Regions from separate parts of the Homo sapiens genome. Here region 2 is linked to region 1. Evidence: read pairs that join two places in POLR2A ChIA-PET (ENCODE). Cell type or tissue: OCI-LY7. All regions are shown on one strand.

The links. Peaks named below come from ENCODE experiments on the same cell type or tissue, not always from the same donor. Only the 100,000 strongest peaks of a DNase experiment are listed, where the experiment ranks them.
Region 2: POLR2A ChIA-PET joins it to region 1 with 34 read pairs; 2 of 35 experiments call an interaction of 5 or more read pairs at or near these places.

Annotation. Positions count from the first base shown.
Region 1 is chr3:196,204,333-196,212,332 of GRCh38, forward strand. It overlaps ZDHHC19 (zDHHC palmitoyltransferase 19), which reads right to left and starts at 7,068. Exons shown (of 8, transcript NM_001039617.2): 1 at 6,838-7,068; 2 at 6,284-6,405; 3 at 5,044-5,183; 4 at 4,056-4,228; 5 at 3,066-3,171. The coding sequence starts at 6,983. It overlaps LOC124909479 (a long non-coding RNA gene), which reads left to right and starts at 7,083. Exons shown (of 4, transcript XR_007096240.1): 1 at 7,083-7,307. RefSeq lists silencers at 3,114-3,233, 3,491-3,640. In OCI-LY7, a CTCF peak has its summit at 1,119; DNase peaks (open chromatin) are centred at 3,529 and 3,969; H3K4me3 peaks cover 401 bases.
Region 2 is chr3:196,642,891-196,650,890 of GRCh38, forward strand. All of the region lies in intron 1 of NRROS (negative regulator of reactive oxygen species), which reads left to right. Among named protein-coding and RNA genes, the nearest start is that of NRROS, 7.2 kb to the left of the region's middle. RefSeq lists enhancers at 603-652, 783-1,022, 4,798-5,563, 7,862-8,000. In OCI-LY7, no CTCF peak of the experiment used is centred here; a DNase peak (open chromatin) is centred at 481; H3K4me3 peaks cover 694 bases.

The DNA.
Region 1 (8,000 bases):
ATCTATATGCTGAAAAACACAAAATAAGGATGAAAGACATCGAAGAAGACGTAAATAAATGGAGAGGTGTGGCATGTTCATGAATTCACTCAATCTTGTTAGAATGTCAATTCTCCCCAAACTGATCTATAGGCTCAATGAAATTCCAGTGAAAATCCTAGCAGATTTTTTTGTAACAAATAATAAGGAAACAATACAATTTTTTAAATGGACAAAAGATTGGAACAGACACTTCACCATAGTTACACAGATGGCAAAGAAGAACATGAAAATATGCTTAAACCATTAGTCATTAGGAAAATACAAACTGAAGCCACACTGAGATGCCACTACACATGTCTTATACCGGCTTAAACAAAAAACAACTGACAACATCAAACGTTCGTAAGGATGCAAAGCAATTGGAATTCTTATATATTACGGGTAGGAATGCAAAATAGTACCACTATTTTGGAAGACAATTTGGCAATTTATTATGAAATTAAACATTCAGGCCGGACACAGTGGCTCACGCCTATAATCCCAGCACTTTGGGAGGCTGAGGCAGGCAGATCACTTGAGGTCAGGAGTTCCAGACCAGCCTGGCCAACATGGTGAACCCCATCTCTACTAAAAATGCAAAAATTAGCCCGGCGTGGTGGCTCACACCTGTTGTCTTAGCTACCTGGGAGGCTGAGGTGGGAGGATCACTTGAATCTGGGAGGTGGAGGTTGCAGTGAGCCAAGATCGAGCCACTGCACTCCATCCTGGGTGACAGAGTGAGACTCCATCTCAAACGAACAAACAAAAAACCACATTCAATTACCATATGACCCCTTCAAGTATTTACCCCAAAGAAATGAAAACTTATGTTCACATGCCTGTACACCAGTGTTTATAGCAGCTTTATTTATTATAATCCCCCAAACTAGAAATAACACAAACATCTTCAATTGGTAAATGGATAATCTATTGAACATCCATACAATGCAATACCGTACGGCAATCAAAAGGAATAAACGACTGCTATGAGCAACAACATGAATGAATCTCGAATGTATTGTGCTAAGTGAAAGAAGCCAGACTCACAAGCCAACAATTTCAGTTATTCTGGAAAAGGAAAGTGATAAGGACAGAGGACAGATCAGTGGTTGCCAAAAGCCACAGGTAGGGGGAGAAATTGACTACAAAAGACCATGATCTCTGATTTTTGGGTGGGATGGACCTGTTCTAAATATTGATTGTGGTGGTGGCTGCAGGACTGTATCCGTGTGTCAGAACTCATACTGTATACTAGAAAAGGATGAGTATTACATAGGTAGATTATTGCTCAATAAACGACTTTTTGTTTTGGTTTTTGTTTGTTTTGAGACAGAGTCTGGCTCTGTCTCCCAAGCTGGAGTGCAGTGGCATGATCTCAGCTCACTGCAGCTTCTGCCTCCCAGGTTCAAGAGATTCTCTGCCTCAGCCTCCAAATAGCTGGGATTACAGGCACATGCCACCATGCCTGGCTAATTTTTGTATTTTTTGTAGAGACAGGGTTTCGCCATGTTGGCCAGGCTGGTCTCGAACTCCTGACCTGGCCTCAAGTGATCCACCCACCTCGGCCTCCCAAAGTGCTGGGATTGCAGGTGTGGGCCATGCACCCGTCCAATAAACTTGGCTTTTAAGAAATTCTACCCTGGCTCTCATACCATGATTTCATCATCAAGCCTAAATTCTCCACCTGACTTTCTGGGGTTGTTTTGTTTTGTTTTTGAGACAGAGTCTCAATCTGTCACCCAGGCTGGAGTGCAATGACACAATCTCGGCTCACTGCAACTTCTGCTTCCCAGGTTCAAGCGATTCTTGTGCCTCAGTCTCCCGAGTAGCTGGGACTACAGGTGTGCCCCACCACACCTGGCTAATTTTTGTATTTTTAGTAGAAACAGGGTTTCACCTTGTTGGCCAGGCTGGTCTCGAACTCCCAGTCTCAGGTCATCTGGCCACCTCGGCCTCCCAAAGTGCTGGGATTACAGGTGTGAGCCACTGCACCCAGCCTGGGCATTTTTTTTTAAGACAGGGTCTTGCTCTATTGCCCAGGCTGGAGTGCAGTGGTGCAATCACAGCTCACTGACTGCAGCCTCCATCTCCCGGGCTCAAACAATCCTCCCACCTCAGCCTCTGGAGTAGCTGGGACTAAAGGCACGTGCCACCGTGCCTGGCTAATTTTTTAATTTTTTGTAGAGATGAAGTCTCGTTTTGTTGCCCAGGCTGGTCTCAAACTCCGGGGCTCAAGTGATCCTCCTGCCTCAGCCTCCCAAAGCGCTAGAATTACAGGCATGAGCCACGGGGCACAGCTTGGAACTTTTTCTTTTCTTTTCTTTTCTTTTTTTTTTTTTTTTTTTGGAGGCAGAGTCTCGCTCTGCTGCCCAGGCTGGAGTGCATGGTACGATCTGGGCTCACTGCAAGCTCCGCCTCTCCGGTTCACGCCATTCCCCAGCCTGGACCTTTTTAATGTGGCCAACAGAAGCAGTCGACTTGGTTGCCCACACCACCTTCTTGCCCCAGTTAGAATTGTTTCCTCTCCATCCTATCAACATTCCACAGACTTTCAGGCTTCCCTGAGTTTTTGCAAAGGTGTCCCCTCACCCGCAATGCCCTCCTCTCCGTCTTCTGTCTCTCCCGAACCCCTAAGCTGCACGTCCTACCCTACCATGTGGTCCTCCCTCAACCCTCAATGCCTGAGTCTGCGCCACACAGCTCAGGACCGGCCCCCTCTCTGAGTGTTCGTGGGTATCTGGTGGGTGTTACTCTGATTTCAGGTTCCTCATCAACACGAGTGTGGAATGTAGCCTTACTCACCTCTATTCCCATCGCTCAAAGAATCCAAACCGCCTAGCACACAGTAGGCCCCCAGGAAGGACAGGGACCACTGAGCTCCCGGAGGAGGCGAGATTGGAGCCTCTTAAGAGCTGGGTCTGGAGGGACCTAACGAGGCACCATCGCGGGTGGGGGTCAGGCTATCAGGGCCAAGGGCAGTGGAGAAAGCGCGGGAAGCGCGGAGGTCCCCGAGGTGCAAGCTGACCACCCGCGGCCCCGCGTACCTTGCCCTTGTAGGTGCGGTCGGCCGAGCTCACGGACAGTGCCTGGATCAGCAGCAGGAGGGACAGCGGCACCAGGAGGCCCGCGGCGGACACGGCCACCACGATGCTGCGCGGGTTAAGGAACCGGGCTGCGGGACCCCCACGCCTGGCCCCGCCCCCCAGGCCCGACTCCGCCCCGAGCCCCGCCCCGCCCCCGGACGCCCGCCCCTCAGGCCCGACTCCGCCCCGAGCCCCGCCCCGCCCCTGGCCCCGCCCCCAGGCCCGACTCCGCCCCGAGCCCCGCCCCGCCCCCGGACGCCCGCCCCTCAGGCCCGACTCCGCCCCGAGCCCCGCCCCGCCCCTGGCCCCGCCCCTCAGGCCCGACTCCGCCCCGAGCCCCGCCCCGCCCCCCGGACGCCCGCCCACCCGCCCCGTCCCCTGGCTCCACCCTCATCCCGCCCACCCCCTTGAAAGCCTGACTCCACCCCGCTGTCCCCGCCCGTCCAGATCTGCGGTGCACCTTTAGCACCCGCTCCGTGACCCCGCCAGATTCCTTTTTCTTTTCTTTTCTTTTCTTTTGAGGCACAATCACCGCTCACTGCAGCCTCGACCTCCCTCCCCGGTTCAAGCGGTCCTACCACCTCAGCCTTCCAGGTAGCTGGGACTATAGGCGCGAGCCATCACGCCCGGCTAATTTTTCTATTTTTTTGTAGAGACGGGGTCTATGTTGCCCAGGCTGGTCTGGGTCTCGGGCTGAAGCGATCCTCCCGCCTCGGCCTCCCAAAGTGCCGGAATTACAGGCGTGAGCCACCGCGCCGGCCCGGGGGAGGCTTAACGCTCCGCCCCTTCTCCTAGCCCCGCCCATCCCCCGACCCCGCCCACCTCACCTCGTCCCAGACTGGTCCTCCCAGGCGGCTTCTCCCTCTAGCCCCGCCCCCATAGCCCCGCCCTCTGCAGCCCCCTCCTTGGCTGTCCCCGCCTCCTCTCCTGCTTCCCCACGTGGGCGGATACGCGATGGCCTTGTCGGTGGAGAAGGGCAGGTGGGTTGTGCGCACCAGGAAGATGAGACAGGTGACCAGCATGGCGCCCGAGTAGAGGCACAGGGACAGGACAAGCAGCATGAAGAAGCGGAAGTTGCGGTGACCGATGCAGTTATTGACCCACTTGCAGTGGTGGTCAAAGTCCTGGGCGACAGGGAGAGGGGCCAGGCTTGAGGACTTCTCCTCTGGCCCAAATTCCATCACCCCAAATCCTGAGGCCCTCCCCCTGCCTTCTAGGCCACCTGCCCTTGGCCCATGCACTGGCTTCCACCCCCAGGGAGAAACTGAGCCACAGAATGCCTCATGCTGGCATTTCCCTTGTTAGAGCACAGTTAGGACTCTGGTATATACGGTCACCTGTCAGAAGACCTTTAGAGAGAAGACTGGCCTGGCCTTCTGTGAGACACATCCTACTGTAACTCTGGGCAGAACGTAAACCATCTCTGGACCTCCACTTTCTCATCCATTCGATGAAGATGACAGTAACAGTAACACCCTTGCCCAGCCAGCCTCCTGCACTTGTAAACCTATGCAAGCCGTGCTCTCGAGAGAGATGGTCACTCAGAGCCAGGAGACCCTCCAACTTGGACACCCAGGCGAGGACAGGCAAGGCCTCCCAGACCAGGCGGGCAGCCAGCCTGAGGGGCTTGGGTATCTCGTGTTAGCGAGCCCAGGGGTGGGACAGAGGGCTGCCTCTCCTCCCCTGGCCTGACCCAGCCCAGGACAGATGCGGATGCCCTGTGCATGTCAGCACCTCTGCAGGCAACGGCCAGCCTCCCAGGACAGGTGCAGGTGGAGAACACATGAGTGACCAAGGGTGGCTGGGAGTTACTGCCACCCTTGGCCTTTAGCAGTCCTGAAAACAGCTTCACACCCAGCCCTGGCCCCTGTATGAGGGAGGCTCCTGGTCCCAGCCAGATGTGGGGCGATGGCTGGTGGACAGGTAGAGGGGCACTCACCTCCACACAGATGTTGCACCAGGGGCAGTGGTAAGTCCGGGGCGGGCGGTGGAAGCAGCACTTTGGACACCATTGCAGGCGGAAGGCCCCGTGGTTCACCCACACCACGTGCACCGTCAAGGGGCCCTGCTCAGCGGAGCCTGGCGTGGGAAGAGGATTGGGCACAGCAGAAGGCCCTGCGGTCACCCCGCGGCGGGGGCAGCTCCACGGCATCACAGGGCACAAGGAAGGGTGGGGACAAGGTGGGCAGGGGAACCCCTGTCCCCACTGAGCAAGCTGTCCAAGCTCAGAGAGGATGGCAGTCAAAGGGAAGACGGGTTTCCAGCCAGGAGAGTTTTGTATGAAACTCAGGCGTTTGGAACAGTGAGTGCTGCTTTGAGTGTCATTGTGTAGTGAAGGGAGGAAGTGCATACAGTGGTTTGGAAGAGCCCACTGGCTTCTGGCCCTGGCCTGCCCGGTCCTCCCATCTAAGGCAACTGGGAAACCTCAACAATTCTGTTTTTCCACACCTTGGTGGCTTAAGAAACGGGGTAGGGCCGGGCGCGGGGGCTCACGCCTGTAATCCCAGCACTTTGGGAGGCCGAGGTGGGCTGATCATGAGGTCAGGAGTTCGAGACCAGCCTGGCCAATATGGTGAAACCCCATCTCTACTAAAAATACAAAAAATTAGCTGGGCGTGGTAGCATGCTCCTGTAGCCCCAGCTACTTGGGAGGCTGAGGCAGACGAATCGCTTGAACCTGGGAGGTGGAGCTTGCAGTGAGCGGAGATTGCGCCACTGCACTCCCGCCTGGGCAGCAAAGCGAGACTCTGTCTCAACAAAAAGAAAAGGAAAGAGAGAAAGAAAGAAGAAAGGAAAGAAGGAAAGAAAGAAAGAAAAAGAAAGAAAGAAAAGAGAAAGAAAGAAAGAAAGAAGGAAGGAAGGAAAGAGAGAGGAAGAAAGGAAAGAAGGAAAGAAAGAAAGAAAGAAAAGAGAAAGAAAGAAAGAAGGAAGGAAGGAAAGAGAGAGGAAGGAAGGAAAGAAAGAGGGAGAGAGAGAGGAAGGAAGGAAAGAAAGAAAGAGAAAGAAAGAAAGAAAAGAGAAGAGAAGAAAGAGTGAGCGAGGGCCAGAGCAATGAAGACGTGGGGTGAAGGGGTCCAGAGGCTGGAGGAGGGTCAGTAGGAAGAGCACTTTAGGAATCCCCCCTGCAGGTTCCCAGCCCTTGAGTGACACCTCCTTTTCCCAGGGGGCTGATGCCTCACCTTGATGTAAGATGCCAGGGTCTGAGAAGTTGAGTGAAACAAGACTGAAGAAGGTAAGGACAAAGAGGGAGCCTGTGATAACAGGAAAGGCCCACTCCCCGTTCTGAGCCAGCCACCTGCAACTGAGACCAGAGGCAGGCTCGGTCCTGAGCAGGGGCAGCCCAAAGCCCCCGGCCCAAGGCCTGTGGCTTGCTCAGGTCAGGACCCACAGACCTTCAAGCCAGATCTAAAAATCCAGGCTCCAAATACCCAGGCAGACTCATAATGGCTCCACCAAATGTCACCAGCATGACCAGCCACCCAAAGCTCCCAAAATGCACAGGCACCCTTGACCTCTGCGCCTTTGCACGTCGGTTCCTGGAACAGAATATCCCCTTTTCCCTGCCCGCACCCTTGACCTCTGCACCTTTGCACGTCGGTTCCCTCGAACAGAATATCCCCTTTTCCCTGACCTCTCCCCCGGTCTTCTGCACTCCCCTGCCTCCATCCTATCATCTTCTGTTTCCCTGGCTGTCTCTTTGTGGGAAACCTAACGGCTTGCCTGGAAAACTCACGGGAATGCGAAGAAGAGGCCACTGAAAAAGACCAGCAGCACCACATTGAAGGCAGCAAAGAGGCTAGGGAGGAACCAGGGACGTGGGACCAGAGGCAGGGGATGGGGCTCCTTCACCAGCGGCGTGGCATCCGTTAAGAGTGTCATGGCTGGGCCTCCTTCGCCTCCAGGGGAGGTCAGAGCCACCAGGCTTCCTCCCCCAGCCCAGCTTCCAGAGCTCCATGGCCACGGCAGCCTCAGAGCCGCAGCCCAGGGTGAAAGGAAAGAAGGCCCAGTGTGACATCACAGAGGCTGGGGGACCTCAGCAGAACTGTCTGCAGCCCTGCTCTAGCTGCCTCCGGTGACAGGCACTTCCAACAGCAAACCCCACCCCCACCCCGACATGTGCTGGGGAACCGGGAGTTCCTGCCCCTGAGAGGCTGATGTTGTTGGAGAAAATATGACCTGGAGAAACACATGGGAAGAAAGTTGGTAATTTTCAGCCGGCGCTGTAATCCCTGTAATCCCAGCACTGTGGGAGACCGAGGCAGGCAGATCACTCGAGGTCAGGAGTTCGAGACCAGCCTGGCCAACATGGTGAAACCCCATCTCCACTAAACATACAAAACTAGCCAGGAGTGGTGGTGCACGCCTGTAGTCCCAGCTACTCAGAAGGCTGAGGCAGGAGAATCACTTGAACCTGGAAGGTGGACGTTGCAGCGAGCCAAGATCGCGCCATTGCACTCCAACCTGGGTGGCAGAGTAAACTCCATCTCAAAAAAAAAAAAAAAAAAAGAAAGAAAGTTGCTGGGTTTTTTTGTTGGTTTGTTTTGTTTGTTTGTTTGTTTTTGAGATAGTTTCGCTCTTGTTGCCCAGGCTGGAGTGTAATGGCGCAATCTCGGCTCACTGCAACCTCTGCCTCCTGGGTTCAAGCGGTTCTCCTGCCTCAGCCTCCCAAGTAGCTGGGATTACAGGCATGCATCACCATGCCCGGCTCATTTTGTATTTTGTAGTAGAGACGGGGTTTAGTCATGTTGGCCAGGCTGGTCTCGAACTCCTGACCACAGGTGATCCACCCACCTCAGCCTCCTAAAGTGCTGGGATTACAAGCATGAGCCATATTAAACTTCCTTTATAAAAGGCCTCAAAAAGAAGAAACTGAGGCAGAAATTTAAAAATAAATAT
Region 2 (8,000 bases), 440 kb after region 1:
GAAACCCCGTCACTACTAAAAATACAAAAATTAGCTGGGTGTGGTGGTGAGTCCCTGTAATCCCAGCTACTCAGGAGGCTGAGGCAGGAGAGTCGCTTGAACCTTGGAGGCGGAGGTTGCAGTGAGCCGAGATGATTGTGCCATTGCACTCCAGCCTGAGCCACAAGAGCAAAATTCTGTCTCAAAAAAAAAAAAAAAAAGATAATCGCTTTCATGTTTTGTGTATTTTACTACAATTAAACATTTTCTAAAGAAAAAAAGGAAAGAAAGGGGGTGATTTTCTCAAAGGGGAATTGAGGGGTTGTTACCAGAAGGAGAAACGAATGTGAGTGAGTAGGCGAAACCAACCAATTTCCAGAGCGAACGGAGTCAGGTGCTGACCCCAAGCCAATGTGTCTTTTCTCACTTTAATGCCTGAGGGATTTCAGAGTGAACAGAGTGAAGAAAGGAGGAAGTGGAACCTCGTCATGGTCCTCACCCACGAGGTGGGCGCGAGGAGCAGGCTGGTACTGGATAGGCTCAATGTGGCCACAAAGCCTGGTGAGGTCACAGGGACTCCCCTCCTCCAGCCCCAACCCAAAAGGTTGCCTAAGGCAGGTGCTGCGCCATGTGCACCAAGCAACTTTCTGCTGCCACCTCCAAGAAAGAGAAGGACCGGGAGGGGATTTCTCCCAGGAGAGAGAGCACATAACGCTCCGTCTTTTCACCTGTCTGTTCTCAAGCAGGACCTAAGTGTCTAAGGCAACCCCACACCCACAGTGCCTGGCAGGGGCCCACCCATGGGTACACATCGTGTTCTCCTAAGCTCATGTCACTCCATTTCAGATGTCAACTGGACATGGACTCCTGCTGATCCTCCCTACTGTCATTCACTCCTCTCCTGCTCCAGCCCTGATCCCTGAGGTCTCTTCTACCCTTGCAGTGTCTCCCCTCTGTGGTCCTCAGGCACCAAGGCTGAGCCCTTTCCCTCGGCCCTGCAGTGTCTCCCCTCTGTGGTCGTCAGACACCAAGGCTGAGCCTTTTCCCTTGGCCCTGCAGGCTCAGTGGGGAGCAGGGCTTTCCCTGCCTGGCCCTGGACCACCTCCTTCAACTTCAGCAAGTTAGCGGTCTCCCTGTCACCAGCCAGCCTGACACCCTGAGACCTCCTCATGGGCCTCGGCCGTTCTCTTGTTCTAGGTTATTGGGCCCTTCCTCAGGTCCTTAAACTGATGCTTCCATTCAGCTTCTCATCTCCTTCCAAATCCCCAGTTTTCTTCTAGGCTCTCTGGCTAGAGAAGGTTAGAGCCATTTTGAAGGCCTCTGACAGCCCCCGTCTTGCTTTGTCTCCACAGAAGGCCATGGTCCCATGATACACTCAGGGGTGCTGTTCAGAATATCAGGCACCGCATGGCACAGCTACTTGGGAGGCTGAGGCAGGAGAATTGCTTGTACCCTGGAGGCGGAGGTTGCAGTGAGCCAAGGTCACGCCGCTGCACTCTAGCCTGGGTAACAGAGTGAGACCCCGTCTCAAAAAAAAAAAAAAAAGTTAAATCACTTGATATGCATTCTGAAATATTTAAAGGAAAGTATATCAATGACTGCAATGTACTTTGAAATGCACGATCAGGCTGGGTGCAGTGGCTCACACCTGTAATCCCAGCACTTTGGGAGGCCAGGGCGGGAGTTTGAGACCAGTCTGGCCAACATGGTGAAACCCCATCTCTATTAAAAATACAAAAATTACCCGGGTGTGATGGTGATCTGTAGTGATCTGGTGCCTGTGATCCCAGCTACTTGGGAGGCTGAGGCAGGAGAATCTCTTGAACCCCGGAGGCAGAGATCTCAGCGAGCAGAGATCGCACCATTGCACTCCAGTCTGGCGACAGAGTGAGACTCTGTCAAAAAAAAAAAAAAAAAAAAAAGAAAGAAAGAAAGGTGGCATGGGTGGTGCTGTGTGCCTGTAGCCCCAGCTACTCGGTAGCCCTAGGTGGGAGGACTACTTGAGGCTGGGAGCTTGAGGCTGTAGTGTGCTACAATCCCATCTGTGAATAACTACTGCACTCCAGCCTGGGCAACATAGCAAGACCTCTAAAAAAAAAGGAGAAAGAAAGATGGACAGAAGGATAGATAGATGGATAGATGTATGTTGTTGGGGAAAAGTTAAATGACTAACAGTACCTAGTAACTGTTCACATTCCTTGTCATGATCATAAAAATCAAATAATAAGAAATTAGAAAACTTCCATAGGAAATGTAGCTACCTATAATACACTGCCATATGAATTACTGGGTTATTGCTCCACTCAACTTTTAGCTTGTGATGAGGAGGTGATACCAGCACTGAGCCTGCAGGATGAGTAAGAGCTTTGCAGGTGAACAAGACCAGCAAAAGAGCCTTTCCCACAGAGGACAGAGCGTGTGGGCATGCGTGATTTAGTCAAGGGTCGCAGGCATCCCAGGGTGGCTGGGGCTTGTGGTATTGAGGTTGAGCTGATGCAGAAGTCACAGACCTGGGTTTGAATTGTGGCTCTAACATTCTCTAGCTGTACAGCCTAAACCTATGTGAGCCGCCATTGACCAAGTGTGAAATGGAGATGACAACATTTACCTGCTAGGATTTTTGTGGGAATTATATGTAAAGTACCCGGTATAGCCCGTGTTCCAAGGTGAGCACTCAGTAAGCATGAGCTGTCACAGTGAAGAGCCCGGACAGAATCTGGGAGTGATTATGCAGACCTCGAACACCACTGAATTGACCTTTGAATCGGCCTCTTGTCAGGAATCCATATGCTTTCGTTCTTCAATCGTACACTTTCTCAAGGAAACCAAGTAGTCGGGGTGGGGGGATATATTTTCATTGTTTTCCCACTGGGGCCACTAAGCCGCTGTCATCACCCATAAAAAACCCCTGCCCACAGTCTACCGTGGACCCTGGGTGCTCGCTTCTCCCCTGGACATCCCAGGGTCCACACGCTGCAGCTCCCAGGGGTGGGAGAAGGGACGAAAGCTCCTTCTCCTTCACTGTATTTCCCTCAACACCAGCTTGCTGTTTGCACAGAGGAACTCTGCTTTCCCTTTGATTAATACACCTCTTTGTCTCACTATGGAAAGCGTCTGTCCCCCTCCAGTGGGGGCGTGTCCTCCTGCAGGCCTTGGAAGGCTTGGTGGGGTCCCCCGCCCACTAAACGTGAAGTCCGAACATTCCCTTACATCGACAAAGCCTTTTCACACACACTGTCCCATTCAGTCTCGACACAACCCTGTGAGGCCATCAAGGCAAGTGCTGTCCTCCGTGGTCACCACCAGAGTGAAGGAGCCAGGCTTGGGCCCAGGCCTCCTTCCCCAGCCCAGGGTCCCTTCCTCTACACAGGTCCCACCTGCTCCTTCTTATCGAGAAGGGCGGTGGCAGGTAGCCACTCCCTCAGAAGTGACCAGAGGGAACAAACTTGTGATACTGAAGGGAAATCAGATGCTAATGCGTTATGCGGTTGAGCGCCTATCAGCAGAGATTATGTGGGTCTCTCCTATAGAAAGGTGACACCGAGGACCTACCACCAGCCACCACCAGCATGCAAGGGCGAGGTGTCACCTCCCAGTGGGAGCAGGTTTGCATTTATTAAGACCTGTGGCCAGATGGCAGCCTGTGGGCATGGAACAGGACGAGGTGGGCTGACCTCTGATGGCTCTACCAGGCCGACGCTGACCACGTAGGGAAGCCAGTTGGCTTATTCGTGGCCCTAAGGAAGTGAGGGCTGAGCAGGGAGGTGCTCAAAGCGGGCTCCTCACACTGGCTGTCTGGAGTCGCTGTGGGAAGGGCCCAGGGGAAGAAGGGTTGCTGGGGCCTCTGAATCCCCCCCCGATGGAGGCAGAGCCTCATCCATTCCCAGAGAGTCTCTCGCCACGAGCCCCGGTACAGCGCAGGCTGACCAGAGAACCGGAGAACCGGGTGGGAACCGGAGATCTGAGTTGAACCAGTGCTGGGAACCATGGCACTGCCTTCGCCGAGCCGCCGCGTGCCTCTCTTTTCACCTCTCTGGCCTGCATATTCTTTTAGCAAACTTGGGGATTATACTACACATTCTGCTTTACACTTTCCTTTCCTTGATATTATTTTATTATGAACGTCTTTCTGCGTCAATCAATATATTGCTACCAAAGCATTTTTTTATCATACCACGTCATTCCTATCATGTAGTTTTACCATAACTTATTTAGCCAGTGCTTCCATTATTGGACTTTTGATGGTTTCCACTTTTTTATTATTCTTACTAATGTTACAATGAATATTTCTTTTAAAATATTTTTATGTACATTGTATTTCCTTAGGATAAATTCCTAGAACTTGAGTCATTGAATCAAAAAGAATCCAGACTTTCAAGGTCTTTGATAAATTGGCTAAATTGTTCTTCAGAAAAAGTGTGCCAATTTTCTGTTCTACCTGCAGGGTGTGAGACAGTTCTTAGGGGGGGAGAAGTCAAAACAATTGTATTGTCTATATTTTGACAAATTCATTATTAAGAGAAAGCTAGAGAAGCAAATCACAAGCTCTGAATTCACACATCACAATTCTAAATGTTTGTTGTTCTAATCCTCAATTTCAAGTTCTTGTTAATGCATCCACCATTTGAATATTTACTTTTTCAAAATATAGGAATGTGTTAATTTACCAAAGATCACAATCGGTTCTTTGCTTTTTGCTTATTTTTTGAGACAGAGTCCCACTTCGTTGTCCAGGCTGGAGTGCAATGGCATGATCTCGGCTCACTGCAACCTCTGCCTCCCAGGTTCAAATGACACTCTTGGCTCAGCCTCCCGAGTAGCTGGAATTACAGGTGCCTGCCACTATGCTCGGCTAATTTTTGTATTTTTAGTAGAGACGGGGTTTCACCATGTTGGTCAGGCTGGTCTCAAATTCCTGACCTCAGGTGATCTGCTGGCCTTGGCCTCCCAAAGTGCTGGGATTACAAGCGTGAGCCACTGCGCCCAGCCACCTGGCTAATTTTTGTATTTTTAGTAGAGACGGGGTTTCTCTATGTTGGCCAGGCTGGTCTCGAACCCCTGATCTCAGGTGATCCACCCACCTCGGACTCCCAAAGTGCTGGGATTGCAGGTGTGAGCCACTGTGCCCAGCCTGTATTTCCATTTTTAACATAACAAATGTTTCCTGAGCACCTTTCTGAGAAGAGTGTTTGAAAAAGGTATGTTAATGATTCCTGGAAATATGGGGACAGAGATTACCATAATTTAACATCTCTTTTCAGGAACACTTATTTCATTTTCCTCATTTTTAAATGTGAGTACTTTAAAACTTACAGAAAAGTTTACAAGAAAGTACAATACTAAATTTACCGAGTAGTAATATTTTGCTTTACTGTCTCTATTGAGCCATTTGAAGGTAGTTTACATAAATTACGGACATCATGAAAGTTCCCTGTAAGTGCTTCAGCATGCATTTCCTAACAATAGAGGCGATGTCTTACATAACCACAGGCTTGTTATCCGACCTGCAGACCTCATATCATCTGTGCATCTGAAAACTCATCACTTAGTGCCTATTTAAATTTCCCCAATTGTCTCATACTTTTCTGTTAGAGATTCTTTAAAATCCAACATCCGGCCAAGCTCAGTGGCTCACGACTGTAATCCCAGCATTTTGGGAGGCTGAGTTGGGTGGATCACCTGAGGTCGGGAGTTCAAGACCAGCCTGACCAAAATGGAAAAACCCCATCTCTACTAAAAATACAAAATTAGCCAGGCATGCTGGTGCATGCCTGTAATCCCAGCTACTCAGGAGGCTGAGGCAGGAGAATCACTTGAACCCGGGAGGCGGAGGTTGCAATGAGCCGAGATTATGCCATTGCACTCCAGCCTGGGCAACAAGAGTGAAACTCCATCTCAAAAAAAAAAAAAAAAAAAAAAAATTCCAACATCCACTCAAGGTTCATTCACTGCACTTGGTTAAATGCTTCTTAGTCACTTGTAATCTAGAACAGACACCCCCAGCCCCACTCCAGCCTTTCTTTGATTTTCAAGACTGACTCTTGAGAAGTCCAGGCCAGTTACCTTGCAGGACGTCTTACAGCCCAGATCTGTCAGAGGCTTTCCTCATGACTGGATTCAGGGCAAGTGTTTCTGGCAGGCGTTCCACCAGGACAGTACCCTGTTTCCTAAGTCATCACACTCAGAGGCTCAGAATGGCAGGAGCTCTCACCACGGGGGTGTTGAGTTTGGACATTTGGTGAAAGTTGAGGTCATCCTAATGTTTTGCTAAGAATCAGAGGGACCAGAGCTGCTTGCTTGAGACTTCCCAGTGCTTCCTGGAGAAGGGACTGTTGGAAATGGTCACAGACTGGGGGTTGGTTTTGTTCTGTATCATCTGTTCTCAGTGGTCTGTGACCAGCTGCCCTTCCCATTCTCCCAGATCCCAGGTGCAATTGCTCTTTTTCTTGCAGTCAAAGGCAGACTCCCTTTCTTGTGGAGGCCTCCATCCGGCACCGTGTGCCCTTGTGTGTCCATGAGTGTCACTGTCACACATTTACCACTGCACCTGTGCGCACTCTGCCTCTGGAGAGCCCTCCCCCAGACCCAGGGAGAAATATTTGTTTCTCTCTTTTTTTTTTGAGACGGAGTCTCGCTCTGTCGCCCAGGCTGGAGTGCAGTGGCGTGATCTCGGCTCACTGCAAGCTCCACCTCCCGGGTTCACGCCATTCTCCTGCCTCAGCCTCCCGAGTAGCTGGGACTACAGGCGCCCGCCACCGCGCCCGGCTAATTTTTTGTATTTTTAGTAGAGACGGGGTTTCACTGTGTTAGCCAGGATGGTCTCGATCTCCTGACCTCGTGATCACCCGCCTCGGCCTCCCAAAGTGCTGGGATTACAGGCGTGAGCCACTGCGCCCGGCCAAAATATTTGTTTCTAGCACAGAGTGCCCCGAGAGCTGCCCACTTTCTCCAGGAGACCTCTTTCCGTAAAGCTTTTTCAGCTTCTCTGATTACTTTGAGGAGAAAATTCTTAACTACGTGGTAACATACGTATGGCACTTGCTCAGAGCCCCTTTAGCGGAGAGGGTCCGGTCCCAGCTCTGGCAGCAGCTGCTCACGTAGTAGCAGTCAGGGGAGGTGGGGGTGGGGACGGTAAGGTGTCCGAGCAGCTCCAACAAGGAGAGGCCGTCACTCTGGCCGGGATAACAATTCAGATATCCAGCGTGCACCTGAATAGTAGAAATCCAGCATCCTTTTCTAAAAACAAAACAATAGCAAAATTCAGATCTGAGCTACTCTGTAGCATTTCTTTTTTTAGAGACAGAGTCTCGCTCTGCTGCCCAGGTTGGAGTGCAATAGCGAGATCTCTGCTCACTGCAGCCTCCACCTCCCAGGTTCGATTGTCCTGCCTCAGCCTCCCGAGTAGCTGGGATTACAGGCATCCGCCACCACGCCCAGCTAATTTTTGTATTTTTAGTAGAGACAGGGTTTCACCAGGTTGGCCAGGCTGGTCTCAAACTCCTGACCTCAGGTGATCCACCTGCCTCGGCCTCCCAAAGTGCTGGGATTACAGGAGTGAGCCACTGCGCCCGGCCATTTTTGTATTTTTTTTAGAGAGGCAGGGTTTTGCCACCTTGCTCAGGCTGGTCTCGAACTCCTGAGACCCAGTGACCCCCCACTCCTTGGCCTCCCAAAGTGCTGGGATTACAGGCGTAAGCCACCGCACCTGTTCGCAACAAACATAATTTCTAAAACAAAGGAGACTCTTTGCAGCGGCTGTACGTTCTTCTTCCTCACTGTCAGCATTCTCTTGTTGCAGAATACAACCTCCATTCATGTTGTTTTTATGAATGAATCTTTTTACCACTTTCTTACTATGACCAGGTCTGGAGGCAGAAAACCACGTTGTCTTCTCTGCCTAAAAAGCAACACCACATCTTCATAGACAAGGTTGGCTATGGAGTAGACTCACAGCATTCCATGATAACTAGTTAGAATGCAGCAGTGTTCCAAATGGGCCAAACCTTGTCCAGACAGGAGCA